Linked DNA regions of Homo sapiens: region 2 is linked to region 1. A link is a loop called in an ENCODE intact Hi-C map of the cell type or tissue named here. Cell type or tissue: PC-3. All regions are shown on one strand. Links, peaks and the distances in the headings refer to the core of each region. The heading gives the core; the rest is flanking DNA. Region 1 has its middle 120 kb from the start of LMNTD1. Region 2 has its middle 120 kb from the start of LMNTD1.

Evidence for each region. Hi-C counts contacts between places; a loop is a spot of excess contacts. Peaks named below come from ENCODE experiments on the same cell type or tissue, not always from the same donor. Only the 100,000 strongest peaks of a DNase experiment are listed, where the experiment ranks them.
Region 2: a loop joins it to region 1, with 4 times the contacts of the local background. A loop is called at or near these places in 4 of 110 quality-filtered maps.

What each region holds. Positions count from the first base shown.
Region 1 is chr12:25,433,334-25,441,677 of GRCh38, reverse strand. It overlaps the pseudogene FAM133GP and the pseudogene TUBB4BP1. Among named protein-coding and RNA genes, the nearest start is that of LMNTD1, 120 kb to the left of the region's middle. In PC-3, for the core only: a CTCF peak has its summit at 5,189 (motif pointing left); a DNase peak (open chromatin) is centred at 5,177; H3K4me3 peaks cover 804 bases.
Region 2 is chr12:25,666,695-25,675,038 of GRCh38, reverse strand. No RefSeq gene overlaps it. Among named protein-coding and RNA genes, the nearest start is that of LMNTD1, 120 kb to the right of the region's middle. In PC-3, for the core only: no CTCF peak of the experiment used is centred there; a DNase peak (open chromatin) is centred at 4,178; H3K27ac peaks cover 1,513 bases.

The DNA of each region.
Region 1 (8,344 bases), core at 298-8,297:
TTCCACTTGGAAAAAGCCTCATATTGAAGAGTCATTGCTCTGTGGAGCAAGAGCTATCATAGTGGGGAAGGTAATATGGAAACCTCTGAAAATTCCCTCCATACCCCTGGCCAAGATAATGAATCAAAAATAATATTGTGTCCCAGGAGGAATGAGAGAGATTAGGATACTATTAAAGACCTAATGAATGCAAGGATAATGACCCCTTATTTCTCCACATAAGCAAGCAATCTCATTCCTTCAGAAGCCAGATAGATCCTTGAGACTGACTATAGCCTACTGTAGATTTAACCAAGAAGTACTTGAATTGTAGCTGTGGTGCTGGAAGAGGTAACATGACTGGATTAATTAAACCTCAGGTACGTGGTATGTGCTCACTGACTTGGCACATGTGCTTTTTTCCATCCCTAATAGAAAACAGGATAATAAATCTTTCACATTCACATGGGATAGAGGGTAATATTCTCCTATATTTTTGCCTTTATGTTACGTGAATTCTTCTGCCCTTGTTCACAATACAGTAGTCCCACCTTATCTGTGGTTTTGCTTTCCACAGTTTCGGTTATCCATGGTCAACCATGGTATGAACGTATTACGTGGAAAATTCAGGAAATAAACAATCCAAGCTGAGAGCTGTGACTGCCTACAGGGTTTCCAGATGGCTCACTCTTTGGATCGGGGGACTGGGTCTGGGATGGGTACTTTCCTCATCAGCAAGATGCAGGAAGAGTACCCAGACAGGATCAAGAACACGTTTAGTGTGGTGCCCTCGCCCAAAGTTTTAAACTGCATGCCATTCTGAGTAGCAGAATGAAATCTCAAGCTGTCCTGCTCTAGCCCACCCTGGACGTGAATCCTCCCTTTGTCCAGCATCTCTCCACTGTGTACACTACCCACCCATTAGTCACTTAGCAGCCATCTCTGTTATCAGATCGACTGTCACAGTATTACAGTGCTTCCTCAAATACCCCTTATTTCACTTAATAATGGCCTCAAAATGCAAGAGTAGTGATGCTGGCAATTCGATATGCCAAAGAAAAGCTGTAAATTGCTTCCTTTAAGTTGAAACTAAAAGTTCTCATATGCTGAGGTTGTTAAGACCTATGGTTAGAATGAATCTTCTATCTGTTAAATTGAGAAGGAAAAAGAAACTCATGCATAGTATGTATGGGGTTCACTACAATCCACAGTTTCACGCACACACTGAGAATCTTGGAACATATTTCCTACGGATAATAAGGAACTACTATATGGTCCTAAAAGGTCTGGACCACCTGGACATCACATAGAATATCACACTCATCTACTACATCATGACATCATATGCTTTGGACAGGTCAAGCAGGAGGTAGCTAGTATACTGGTGGCCTTGGTAAGACATTCTGTGCTGTTTTTACTTACAACACTTATGATATCAATGTGTAGGGTCTTTTCCTTAACCAAAAAAGTCTGCAACTCTCCAATCCTCTGACACCAATTGAGTGTCCTATGATTCAATCCAATTCTGGCACTAACTATGTGGGATTCGAGTTGGGCCCCACAGATTTAAGGACTCAGTCCCACAAGGATGCTCTTACTTTAGACTCCAGTTGTAAGTATTGGGTCTCCAGTGAACACATACTTCTGTCTGACGTGGCTACAAAATGGGGCTCCCACAATCCCCACCTCAGGTTTGTTAATTTGCTACAAGGCCTCACAGAACTTCGGAAAACAGTTTACTTACTGCTTTACTATAAAGGATACAATTTAGCAACAGCCAAATGGAAAAGATGCAAAGGGCAAGGTATGGGAGAAGGAATGTAGAGCTTCCATGCCCTCTCTGGGAGGACCACTATCCCAGCGCCTGGATGTGTTCGTCAATCCAGAAGCTCTCTGAATCCTATCATTTAGGGTTTATGATGGAGGTTCAACTATGTAGGCATGATTGATTAAACCATTGGTCATGATTAAACTCAATCTCTAGTTTCTTTCTCCTCCCTGGAGGTTCAGAGGTGAAGTTGAAAGTTTCAACCCACTAATTACAATGGTCGACTCCTCTGGCAAATAGCTCCCCTCCTGAAGCTATTTAGGGGCCCATCAAGAGTCACTCTGCTAGCATAAACTCAGGTATGGTTGAAAGATATTTGTTATGAATACCAAAAGATGATTCTATTACCCCTATCACTAAGGAAATTCCAAGAATTTTAGAAGACCTGTGTCAGAAACCAGGGACAAGGGGCAAATCTATATTTTTTATTATCACTGACATGTATTTCAAGAGATGAGAGATAAAACCTGTGAAGATTCATGACTAGCTACTTCAGTGAAGTTTTGGGGAGTCCAGTAGGTGAGTGGTGTGTAGGGTTAGCTCTTCCAAACTAAAGACAAATTGCTGCATCTTGCGTCTCCATCTCCTACCACAAAGAAAGGCCACCACTTGTCAGCTTCCTTGAGCTCTGGAGGTAATACATTTCATGCCTGGTAATATTTCTACAGCCCATGTATCAGGTGATATGGGAAGCTTCCAGCTTTGAGTGGGGCCTTGAGCAGGAAAAGGTGTCAAAGCAGGACCAGGCCACAGTGCAATCAGCCCTGTCACTTGGTCCATATGATTCAACAGGCCCCATGGTAAGAGGTGTCATGTGGTGGGAAAATATGTAGTAAAGAGTGTTTGGCAAGCTCAAGTGAAAGAATCACAACTCAGACCCCTGAGATTATGGAGCAAAACCATGCCATCAACATCAAATTATGTGCACTTTGAAAAACAGCTCTTATTTTTGGTGTGTTTGGGTCCTAGAAGTGATGGAACAATTGACCACGAGAGACCAAATGACCATCTGGAAATGCTTATTATGCACTGAATTCTGTAGGATCCACTAAACCATAAAGCCACATGATGCTTACTCATGCCTTCCAGTCCTGCTAGTAGCAGTCCATTGCAAGAGAGTGCTGATATATGTGGGATTAGACCTGAACAGGGCTGGAAGGCTTGAGTAAGTTTCATGAGTAGGAAACCAAGACCCCATATCACCAAGCACAGCTATACCAGTCAATGCCCCCAACTCTTGCACTTATGAACATATTTGGGTGGGAATGAGGGAGGGTGGGCCAGAGGGGTCCTGTATGACCAGATAAAAGAAAGAAAGAAGCCAAAGCTTGGTTTATGGATGGATTGGCTCAGTATATGGATGAAAACCAAAAAATAGACAGTGGCTTCATTACAACCACATTCAGGGAAAGAGAGTAAAGAGGAAATCTTCCCAATGGCAGATCTATGAGCAGTATAACTGGTCATCCACTTTGGATAGAAGGAGAAATGACCCAAGGTGAAAATATATATAAATTCCTAGGAAATGGCCAATGGCCTAGTTGTGCAGGCGGGGAACTGGAAGGAAAAGGACTGGAAGATCAGAGACAAGGAGTCTGAGGAAAAGCCATGTGGGTAGACAAATGGGTGAATGTATAAAGTGTCAAGACTTGTGTCTTACATGTGGATACCCACCAGAAAGCATCTACCATGGAAAAAGCACTGAACAACCAAGTAAAATGAGATGACTCAGCCTCTTGACATTAACTAGTCTTTGTCATTGGTCACCCAGAGCAGGCATGATGAACACATGAACAGGCTGGACATGGTGGCAGAAATGGAGGCTATGTGTGAGCCTGACAGCATGAACCTCACTTACCAATGCCTGTCTACCTACTGTTACCTCTGAACATCCGAAGAAATAAACATTGAATCTTCAATATGGCATATTCCTTGAGGGAATCAACCAGCCACTTAGTAGCAAGTTGACCACATGGAACCCTTCCATCCTGGAAAGACCAGTCAGCCGTTCATCCTCACAGGGACAGATACCTGTCCTAAGCGTGTGTTTTCCTTTCCTGCCTGCACAGCCTTAGCCAGCACCATTACCAAGGGCTTATGGAGTGCCTCATCCACAGACCTGGAAACCCACACAACAAAGCATCCAACCAAGAGACCTACTTCACCATGAAGGCAGTGTGAGAGTGGGCCTGTGACCCTGGGAACGACAGATCAAATCACATACTGCACCATCCCGAGGTGGCCAGCTTCATAGAATGCTGAAACAGCCTACTCCAGCTAGGTAACAAAAGTTATTTGTCATTTTTATCATTCAAATGGCATATTTCACCATGGGGATGCGAGAAGCAGAAAATCCTGATGTGCAGAGAGAAATGAATGAAGTAATTACATAGAAGGAAGCAGATGCAGCAGACTGAGAGAGATTGAGTACCGACAGATCTCAGGTGTCCAGTTACCCACAGCCCACAAGACACCTCTGTTTTCTTTTTCTTCTTCAAGTTCTGGGATACATGTGCAGAATGTGCAGGTTTTTTATGTAGGCATAATGTGCCATGGTGGTTTGCTGTACCCATCAACCCGTCATCTAGGTTTTAAGCCCCACATGCATTATTTGTCCTAATGCTCTCCCTCCCCTTGCCCCCCACCCCCCAAAAGGCCCCGGACACCTCTATTTTCTAATAATTAATCTACCCCCCTTTTTCATAAGCAAGCTTGATTTGGTTCCTGTTATCTGCAACTAAAAGATCTTATCTGATACAATACATTTCAAAGAGGCAAACTTCTGCCTTCACCTGATGAACTTTCCAATAAATAATACAGTTGTTCCAAAATGGAAAACGCTTCTCTTATCATTTTGAGGTTTAGACAGCCCTTCATCACTGTGTAGAAGAAATTCTGTCTATTATAAATAGTTGAACTAGATAAACTGAAGGTCCCTTGCTAGTTTGAGATCCTCTGACAAATATCAGGAAAGCCATGATATGGAAAATAGAATAGTTTCACTCTTTTGGGAAATAAAAAATAATGAGTCTCCAAGTGCTCGATAACATTCCAAGAAAGGATGTGTGAGAGTGTATTACATTGCAGGGGGAAAACTGACAGATTCTAGATTTAGCGTTTGTTGGAAAACTGGAACCAAAGTTTACAATGATTTCTCTTTTATTAAATTAATACACACAAAAAGCCTAGAAGCTCAGTATTTGGGATGCATAAAATATAAAAATAAAATATTAAATGAAGTAGCTTTTAAATGTATGTTTTTATTTACTGGCTGAAATGAAAATTGAAAAAGATTGCACAAAATTTTTTGGCAAAATGCTGTAGTATGCTTTCTCTTGATATCACTGCCAACAATGCCCTCTAGTGGTAAACCAAGTAGGCACTGACTAATGGGGGGAAAATGAAACAAGCAAGCCTGCTAAACACATTGGTAAGATTTTCATGAAAATACGAACTTTTAGTGCAGAAGGACCTGCGGCAGGCCTACTTCAGCTGCCTCCCGAGCCAGGTTTCCCTTGGTGGGTGACCGTGTCCCTTGATGAGTGACTGTGCGCTCACTCGGGCACCAAGGAGAAGCAGGACCATCGGGTAGCCTATGTGAATCCAACAGCAATGGCCAGATCAAGGGGTCCAATCCAGTCTTAAGGGCCAACAATCCAGGATTCTCTCCGTCAACCAAGGCCTATCTGGGAAGAAGTGCAAGAGCAACTAGAAAAGAAAAAGAAAAAGGCGCCAAGGCTTTGTATGAATTTGAAGAAAAAACTAGAAAAACACAGGAAGAAATTGTTAAGTGAAAGTAAGAGCTTATCCAAAAAAAGAGAAAAAAAAAGAAAAAGAATAAATCTGGTAGGTATTCATCGTCTTCATCATGCTCTGATTCTTCCAGCAGTTCTTCTGATTCTGAGGATGAGGATAAGAAACATGGAAAAGGGAGAAAGAAAAAGAACCATTCACATAAATCTTCTGAAAGCTCCATGTCAGAAACTGAATCAGACAGTAAGGATAGAAAGACAATAAGGAAGAAAGACTTCTTTTTAAAGAAAAAGAAGGACCCAACTGAGAAAGAAAAAGGCTATTAAACGACTCAGCAAAAAGAAACCCATATTCTGAAGATAAATCTTTATCACCTGAGTCCTTGTCAGAATCAGAGTATATTGAGGAGATAAGAGCAAAAAAGAAGAAAAGCAGTGAAGAATGAGAAAAAACAACACAAAAAAAGGAAAAAGGAGCATGAGAAAAACAGTAAGAAGAGAAAGAAGGCTGCTAGTTCAAGTCCTGACTCATCATAATATTAAGAAAAATCAGGATTCCCTTATAGAGAAAGTACAATGTCTAAGGAAATTTCAACTGTGAAAATTACAACATATTTACTATAATGCATGAATTTTCTTGTTTTTAGAATTATCCTTGGACTGGCCAGACGCAGTGGCTCACGCCTGTAATCCCAGCACTTTGGGAGGCCAAGGCGTGTGAATCACCTGAAGTCAAGAGTTTGAGACCAGCCTGACCAACAGGGTGAAACCCCGTCTCTACTAAAAATACAAAAATTAGCTGGGCCTGGTGGCTGGTGCCTGTAATCCCAGCTAGTTGGAAGGCTGAGGCAGGAGAATCACTTGAACCCGGGAGGCAGAGGTTGCAGTGAACTGAGATGGTGCCACTGCACTCCAGACTGGGCAAAAGAGCAAGACTCCATCTCAAAAAAAAAAAAAGAATTATCCCCAGACTACCCAGTAGCTATTCAAATGCCGCTGTGTGCAAGGGCCGTAAATGTTGCCTGCTGCTTATCTATTCTTTTCTCTTCCAGTGCTTGATAACTCTGGGAGATAATACATTGCAGTAGCACTAGTGGTTACAATATTTGGGAATAAAATTAATATTTTTGACTAGAAGTGTACAATGATAAATCAACAGAAATCCAACTTGAATACATCTTTAAGGTGGAATCAGAAACGGCCAGATGTTAAAAATTTTAAAGTAGTTAAAATTTTTGAAGTAAGGATTACATTGACATTTCAAAATCCGTACTCTGTAGATCAGTGTATTTTAATTTTTTCCCCGTGTAGACTTTTATTTACCTGGGAAAGGTGCTTTTTAGGATGCAGGGAGGAGGTGCTTTGCTGTCTCTTTAAGCTAGGAGAACAACATGCCTTTGATCCTCACACTTCCTGTATTTGAGGAAAGAGTAGCCAGGCTTTATGGAGAGGTCAGAGCTGGGTGCCAGGAGTCTTGCCTTTTACTGAGCTTAGGGACATCCTTGGATTTTGTCATACGCTTCTTTGAATGAACCAGAGAAACAGCCCTTTTGCAGCATGAGAAAGCCCCAAAACCCCTGGGATTTACCTCCACTTCAATAATACTGAATATTTTTTAGCATTAGAATATGCTGGGTCATTTGAATTAATTTTGATGACACTTTGGCTTTGGAGAGAAATGGTTTCAAATAGACACTGGTACACTGGTACTTTTTGAACTTGAAAACTAAATATTCTAAAGTGCATGTTTCATACCATAAAGTTTTAATTAGTCAGGAAAATTCCATGTAACCAGTGATAGTTCCTTTATTTTTTGTATGAAGTTTGTTTAGGCTGCAATGTTTAGCTTTTGTTAACTCCTTTCTCTTGCTGTCTTAAGTTCACTGCTGTGTTTAATGGCACACTTGCCAAGATATTGAGCATATAAAAAGCAGGGTTTTGATTTTTAAAAAAAATACAGCTTCATATTGAGGCTGAGACTTACCATAAACAAGTTGAGTAGCAAGCCTGGTATGCTGTGTCTTGTTACATAAAGCTATCGCCAGAATCTTAGTAAATATAATGTCTTAAAAGTTAAAAAAAAAAAAACAGAAAAAAGAAAATATGAACTTTTACACTTCCAGTTGGTAACTGAATGTTATATTTGGCAATAAAATGAACCTTTACAAGGTACTGCAGCATATACCTTAAAGCACAAGCATGTCAAAGCCAATTTTCCCCTGTGGTTTTCATGAACATATGCCAAACAGCACAGGAAAATAGCCATCTGTAAGGTCTCATTGGGGCATTTCTGGGTCACAACTTCCACTGGTATCTTAAAAGAAATTAAAATCTGCTTTTATGGAGGATGACATCATTCACCAAAAAAACTGCTTTTAAACCCGATTACCTTCGAGAATTATAGCCATCAGGCACCAACAATGACTCATTCCCACTTTCAAGGCTTTATCTGAATTCTGAACTCATCAACCAGGTAAAGTCTCTTTGCTTGAGAATTCTTCAAACTATAGCTCTCAACTGGTGGGGCAAGCTGGTCAAAACAAGTTACAGTTATAGGAATAAAATTTCTCTAATCCTGGCTCAGCAAAGAGCTTCCCAAAGGAACTGCAGGTGAAGTAAAAGAAAGAAGGCAACTTACACAGCTTATTCCCCTCTAATTCAAACCAGCTCTAGTACTCTTATCTAAATCTGGCTTAAAATTTCTTTGTCTTTGCAAATTGTTCTCCTTTCTCTCCACTCCAAGCCTCCTTCCTTCATACTTTCTAATCATTCTCTCTTCCCTTCA
Region 2 (8,344 bases), core at 119-8,118, 230 kb before region 1:
CAAATTGTCCAAATCATTTATCTAAGAGGTAGACAACCCATGATATCCCTCCTTGGTCCAAAATGATACAGCATAGATGAGGTTTAAGAAGGCTTTCCTTATAGCTTTGAAATTCATAGCAGACCTCAGGCTCTCCAGATTAGCATAATGGTGAGGTTTCTAGACTTTCTTTGAGCTTTATTCTAGGCCAAGCTTCTCTAACCCGTGGCCCGTGGGCTGCATGCAGCCCAAGATGGCTTTGAATGTGGCCCAACACAAATTTGTTAACATTATGAGACTTTTGTAGTTTTTTTTTTTTTTCTCATCAGTTACCATTAGTGTTAGTGTATTTTATTTGTAGCCCAAGACAATTCTTCTTCCAATGTAGCCCGGGGAAGCCCAAACTGGACACCCGCTGTACTAGGCCACAACAGTACCTTTTACATATAGTAAAAATTATTAATCAACTAATCTTGTCCCACAAATCTCTTACCTTTCTACTTTTAAAAATACATAGCACATTAAAAAAAAATTAGTTCCCTGAGGAATTGTTAGTTTACATAGCCCTCCCAGTCAGTCAAATAGTGGTCCCCATTTTAAAAGATTTTAATAAGATAAAAAATATACTAGGACAAATTTGTGGTTACCCAACCTCCCATTCTTCCTGTGGTAAAGAAGAGGGTGGCCTTGGCTGGATGCGGTGGCTCGTGCCTGTAATCCTGGTACTTTGGGAACCTGAGCCAGGTGGATCACCTGAGGTCAGGAGTTCGAGACCAGCCTGGCCAAAATGGTGAAACCCCATCTCTACTAAAAGTACAAAAATTAGCTGGGTATGTTGGCGGGTACCTGTAATCCCAGCTACTCAGGAGGCTGAAGCAGGAGAATCGCTTGAACCCGGGAGGCGGAGGTTGCAGTGAGCCAAGATCGCACCACTGCACTCCAGCCTGGGCGACAAGAGTGAGACTCTATCACAAAAAAAAAAAGAGGGTGGCCTTACCTGTGATTGGTCAGTGGCTGCAGGTGACTCTGCCTTGCATGGGGAAGGTCATTATTTTCCTCAATCACTACTGCCTGAAGATTCTAAAGCAGTGAGGGTGCTTATGTATAGCAGGAAACTAATTACTTCATTTCATTCTTTTGTTGGATCGTTCTTCTACTCACTTGCAAATAATCTTCCCTTTCCTTTAACAGCGTCTCTCTGAGGAGATCAACAACAGCACATTCATCAAAAGAGCTGCAGTAGGATCCCAGGAGACAATGGAAGGCTGGGACCAGGGGAGCCAGGCTAAAGATCAGCCTCCATGGCTCCTGGGTAATTGGCCTCCCCATCTCTCCAAAGGGAGCTCTTAACCGATGCAGATGGAGACTTCCATTTAATTCCTTGTATGTAGAAAAAAATAAATAATATGTAATTGTTTCACCCATAAAAGGAGCCATGTTTTTATAACAATGACAATTCAGGGCATTTGAGAGTCATTATTGGTAGTTCTTGGGGACTTTATAAGCAATCATTTCCTTGATCTGAAGCAAAAGAAGAATCAGAACATAAGGCTGCTTTTAAAATTTTTGTTTCAGGGGGTAAAAAAGACTGCACCTGAGTTTTTTTAGCCATAGGCATCTTTGTGATAACACTGGACACAAGATGCTCTATGCATCCGTGACCTGTAAAGCCAATAACACTTTAGCCATTTTTGACGCCCTTTCACAGAGAACTTAGTTAATAAAGACAAATCTTGGCAAAGGCAGTTAATGGTACCAAGACGTAAATACTTTTAAATACTATCTGGCAGCTGTTGATACTATAAAATGACTAGAAATTTCAAAAAAGGCTTATTCATTCTGAGAGAGATTCTATGTGTATTGTTCTTTAACGTTTCTAGTATACATTTAGACATTTAAGAACAGAGCTGCCAAGGATGGGATCTGATCACAGAAGTGAGTAGGGGTGAATAGGGCCAAAATCCAGCTAGTGTCCCAGACAACAATTCCCATGGCCTGGCTTCCTCTAGTGCATATATATTGACTAGTGAAAACTACGTTTAAGAGACTGAATAATAGAAAACTGACAAATAATCCAAACATCCAATAATAAGGTACTCATTGAAAAATATGCATAGAAACCATAAATGTAATCATTAAAACAAGGGCATATATGTATATAACTAAATGAAAAAGCAGGCAATAAAATAAAATATATGCTGGGCATGGTGGCTCATGCCTGTAATCCCAGCACTTTGGGAGGCCGAGGCAGGCAGATCACCAAAGGTCAAGAGTTTGAGACCAGCCTGTCCAACATGGTGAAACCCCGTCTCTTCTAAAAATACAAAAAAAATTTAGCCAGGGTTGGTGGTGTGTGCCTGTTATCCCAGTTACTCGGGAGGCTGAGGCATGAGAATTGCTTGAACCTGGGAAGCACAAGCTGCAGTGAGCCGAGATCACACCACTGCACTACAGCCTGGGCGACAGAATGAGACTCTGTCTCAAAAAAATAGTAATAATAAAATAAAATATATAACCCCATTTTGTTAAAGTATATGTAAATACACAGCAATATAAACATATACATATGTATACATGTCTGTGTGTATGTATACACACATACATTCTACCACCTATCAATTCAGGGGAAAAAAATGAAAGAATACATACTAAAACATTGACTGAATTTACTCTGTCTGATTAGTTTGGAGTGACTTGACTTTTTAGTTATTTTGATTAAAATGTACTGTTTCATTTGTGTGTGTGTCTGTGTGTGTATGAGATACAGTTATTTTTTACGTAATAAAAAGTAACAACTAATAATTGTTATTTTAAAAGAGATAGATACTATGAGCTAAAAATCGACAATAACTTTTAAAATAATCTGGGCCAGTCATAAGGGAAGTCTAAACAATCCAAGGACAGAGTATAATTCACTGTTTGATTTGGCCAGTTTTCTAACTATAATTATTATAGCTTTATGATAACATTTTCATAAGCCAAGAATAGGTGTTAAAGTGAATCATCAATTTATAAAGGTAATTATAAAGTAATTCTACTCTGATATTGATTGCATTTAATGATCCTATTCAGAAGAGTAATACTATACTTCCTTCACTCTAAGTGATTTATTACTACACTGTTCAAAGAGATATAGTATATAAAAGCATTAGGCATTTGGGACTCTACCTTAGTTTTATTAGGAAAATTAGGGAAAAAAAATGTGTTTACATGTGGCTTGTATTCCCTGACTTCTCCCTTTGGGATAATTACATTCTGGTTAATCCTTGAAGAAGAGGCCAAGGTTGGTATTTACCAAGCACATATCATAGTATTTTTCGGGCGTTGTACTGGTATATTTAATATTCACACAATCCTGTGAGGCAGGTTTTTACATTTTAAGAGATTGAGGCTCAGGGAGTTCTAACTTCTCTGTGGCCACAAAGCTAGGAAGCTGGTGATACCAAAATTCAAACTCAAGCCTTTCTGACTCCAAAGATTCTGTTCTTTCCAATCGGTCAGAGTTGTAACATCCTATGGTGATAGATTGTACTATTTTTCAGAATTATTCAATCTCCTTTTACCATAAGGAGATCATATCTCCTGCCTCGTTTACTCTGGGCATGGCCGTGTAACTTGCTTTGACCCTTGGAGTGTGAGTGGATGTGATGAATACCACATCATTTTAGAGGCATCAGGGGTTTCTGTTAACTCACTTGCACTTTTCTCTGTGCCATATGAATGTGGCAAAACTTTAGAGGGAAGGAGGAGAAAGAGATTATGTTTATCCCCTGTACACACACTGCTCCCTTCCTGCCTCTTGGAGTTCTAGGCTGGCTGCATTCCTCTAAGGCCACAGGGCATCTGCAGCTCTAGCTCCAATAACACCTTTACACCTAAGAATGATCATGATTTCTCATTCATTGATGCTCTGCCATCCCTTGCCTTCTTCACCCAGTCTGTATCTCTGTAAGTAGTTCCTTTATGATACTCTCTTCAGGATTAAGCCCTTTGAGTGGATCATCTTTTCCTGAGATGTCCCTGATGATAAAGAAGCCCAATCAGACTTTTAAACATGATGCAGAACAGAAATCAGTATCAAACGCTGGAGGCCATAGAGAACCAGAATCAAAGAGATGAGAGGGAGGAATCATGAGTCATAGAGTCCTGTGAGCAGTTTCTATGGATCAGGTACTAAGTGCTTCACATGCATGGCATTTAAACCTCACAATGACCCAGTGAGTTAATAGGATAACTACCAAATTTTATAGGTGAGAGAGTGGTTAAGTAATTTGTTGTGGTCACTCTTTAGTCATTGGCAGAGCTAAGATTTGAATCCCAAGTCTATTGCTTCCCAAACCCAGGCTCCTAACCATCTACTATACTTAACTTTCTATTACAGAAACAAGACCTATAGTTTACTGCTTGCTTTACATACTTGCAAGGCTTGGTATGTGTTATGGTTAGCTGTCTTTAAAGGGCAGATAGGGGGCAGGTATTTTGGCGATAGTCAGCAAATGTATCTGAGTGTTGATGAGTCCAGTGTTGAAAGGCTGTCATGGAAACACCTGACACCCTTCTCTGTGTCACTTCCTTCTCTCAAAGCTTAGGCAACTCCTTATTGGCCTCCAGATAAAATCCAGTCTCCTTTGCCTGTCCTTTCCTGTTCTCTGCAACTGTGCCACATCTACCTTTCCAGAATTGTCTTCTACCAGTCACACACTCAACATGCTTCAATCAAACAGACTCACTCTTTGTGGTTCACTGGTTTCTTCATGAAGTTGCTTTTGCTCCATTTTTTTCCGCTGCAAAGCCCTCTTGAGCCCTTCCGGCCCTTAAAATCACTTAAAAGCTACTCCCTCCAAACCAATCTCTCCTTATTACCCAATGACAAGCCATCATCTCTCCCTACTCTTAATATTAACAGCTTCGTTTTACTACTTTTGCTGCACATATTATACACAATAATTTTAGTTGTCTGTGTTCTCTTTTACTTTCCTATCAGATATCAGGAGCTTAGACAATGGGGAAAGCTAAACTGTGTGAAACAGAACCCCTAACCCAAGGAGAACCGTCAACACAAAGATCTCTAAACACCAGTGCCTCTATGTACTTAATGTGGCAAATGATCAATACTTTGGGCATTTAAGAGAGTGAATGTTCACATTTAGGTGAGGGGACCAAAGAAGTTTTCTTGAAAAAAAAAAATGCCATTTGGGATATACCTGGAAGTCTGGCAGGGCTGTCAAATGGCATAAATTGGGAGGCTCATTCTTTGAGGATTCTATGGAGCATGAAATGGCTTTAAGAATATTGCCTCCATTGTGCTCAACCATGCCTCCAGTGTTTAATGATACTAATAATAGCATATTTCATTTACTGAGTGCTCAACACATGTCAGAGATTGTGTTAGACACTCCCTTTTATACATTATCTCATTTAATTCTCATAAGAGCATTTAAGATGACAAAAATCAGTGCTTGAAGAGATTTAGCAACTTTTCCAAGGTGGACCAATTAGTCAGTGGTGGAGGTGAATCTTATACCCACGTCTAACTGATTACAAAGTCTAGATGACTAAATGAGGCCACATTGCCTTTATTTTTCCAACCTGACATTTTACAAAATCCTTCTTTATTTATCTACAACTGACATTCCAGGGAAAATGCAGTCCCTTAAAAGTCATATGGAGTCAATACAATCCTTAAATAATATTTATAAACTGACAAATTTTAAGGAATCTAGCTGTATACAATGCAACTCTGCAGAGTTTTGTGGGTTTTTTTTTTTTAAACAGTATTCTGAAACAACATTCTAACTATCTTATGACTTTTATATTGGGGCATTAAGGTTGTGGCTCTTTAATCTGAGGTACACAACAAATTCCAAAATCTCTGAGTGATGATATAGCTCTTCACGTGAAATATTTTCTAAAACTAAAATATGGTCCCCCAGTAATTATGTGAGTCACCATTCAAACTGAGGTCTCCGTTTAAATTCAAACCTGTATCTAGTAAATGAGATTTCAAAAGTTGCTCTTTGCTATTTTTATCGGGATAAAAATGTGACAGCACTTTCCAAGTCTACAATGAAATTAAGTTCAGGGATATGAAACTGTTATACATTGTGGAATATGAGAGACATTTACCGAAAACAATGAGCTTCTATTTTCCAGGTGCTCAGACACTCCAGTAATAAGCATTAACACACCGGAGTTGCCTGGGTGTGAGTTATAAACTAGCATGAGCTGAAAAGGAGATGTCGGTATTTTTTCATTGTTGTTAAATCATAAAAACATTTATTTCCCAGATGTTATGAAATGTTTTCTGTGCCCTGTGTGAAAACAGTAACGAATTTTCATACCAACAAAATATGACTTGAGGACAGATTGCTAGCAACATCTGTTAAAATGAGAGAGAGAGAGAGAGAGAGAGAGAGAGAGAGAGAGAGAGAGAGAGAGAGAGAGCACACAAGCACACACTTCCCAGGGGCAGAATCTTACCTACTGATAGGCAAAAGACTGGCAGGTGTCCTTCAATTACAGCACTGCCAAACAGAACATTCTCCATAAAACCTCTTGTTAGCTGCATTGTATTGGTGCAGAGCAGCAGCTCTGGAGAACCATAGGAAAATGTTAGTTTTAGCACACACTGCTAAAAATTTTGGGGGAAAAAAATCACATCTGAAAGACATAAAGTTTGGAATTATCCAGACTTTCACTCAGTTCAGAACTACCAGTAGCCGGAAGCAAAAGGGCAGTGGAAAATGAAGCATTTGCAAGTTTGTCAAATTGCTATTTATGTATGCATCAACGTATGGACTTTTTGGCAATTCGCAGACATTTTTGAGATCATATATTTTTGTAAGAAATGGAGAGGGCTGAAAATGTTTCCCAGAATGACCACAATAGACTATTGTCACACTTGACAGACCATGAAGTGGGTAAAAGTATGATTTGTTTAAACTATTGTTCACGTTCTAGACAATGCCAACTAACATCATGAATGTTAGTAGCTTGGTAAATGTAGCTTATCTGACTGAGCAATACCAACCATTCTGGTTTTCTTGGGACTGAGGGGTTTCCCCAGGACAAGAGACATTCAGTTCCACTGAAATGGCCACTAAAGTAGTATAGTCCCAGAAAAATGGTGGTTGGTGACCACCATAATAAGACAAAGTATTTTAGTTTCTGTCTTATATGCCAAATTCATATGAAATTTAAAAGTGCAAAGGAAAACAAAAACCTTGCTCTATTATTTTTAAGCCACAAACTTATGTTCAATTTTTTAAATTACAAGTTTATTGAAATAATTTAAGTGATTGTTTTAAAAAGTAAAATAACACAATAAAATATTTCTTTAGTAAACTGAAGATGTTTTTATAGCTCGTAAGAAACAGTGGAATCATTTCATCACTCTAAAGAGTTTCAAAACTTTTGCTTTAAAAATAAATAAACTAACAAAAAAAGCATGAAATAAAATGACTCCTGAAAATGAATAGAGCAAAGGAGAGGCTATAATGATATGAGCCAGAGCCAACGCATTGGTGATGCTAGTGGTAATTTTGATTGGGGCTCTGACCTGAGATAAATTAAAAACAAGGGTTCAAAGAAGCTTTGAGGCACTGTTGTATTGGGGGATAGAGAAGATAGCTGCACATGTGAATTGCTGAAAGAAATGATGGGACAGGATGGGATGAACCACTCTGTGCCACTTCCTTAAACTGGAGCCTCCTTGACAAAAGGACAAGCCACAACTGAAGTGGAAAGACTAGGTTAATAGAACCTTAGTAAGATTCACCAAGACCTGAAGATCATCCTCTTTTTGTACTTCAGAGTACAGCTTCAGGCAATTCTGTTTATTGCATCAGAGCTTAATAATAGCTGGGTGGTTTGAAAAAATACATTTTAGAAGGAACAGTGCACATGTTTGTTATTAATTTTAATTTAAAATATAAGGAGTTCTATTTTAATTATTTGCTTTTATATTGTGCCTGCTGTGGGAAAATGGAAAATGACTAACTTTTATCAAATGAAAGGAGGCGGATGCAAAGCAATATGGCTTTTGCAGCTTTTACTTTTTTTAAGCATGTTTTATATACACTGAGAAAAAACAAGTAAATTAAACATACTAAATGTTATTAATGTAAGTTATTTTGGGGTGGCAAAATAATAAATTTTTATTTTATTTTTTATTATGTCTAATTCCTCTAAATTTTTAGAGTAAAATAATAATTTATCAATGTAATAATAAAGTATTATAAGTAATAATTTACCAAACATTATGTTCCAAGGAAAATAAACCACTGTGATTACTTTCAATATCTATTAGAGAAAGTGAGCTATTAATAAGCATTTTTTTTTTTTTTTTGAGACGGAGTCTCGCTCT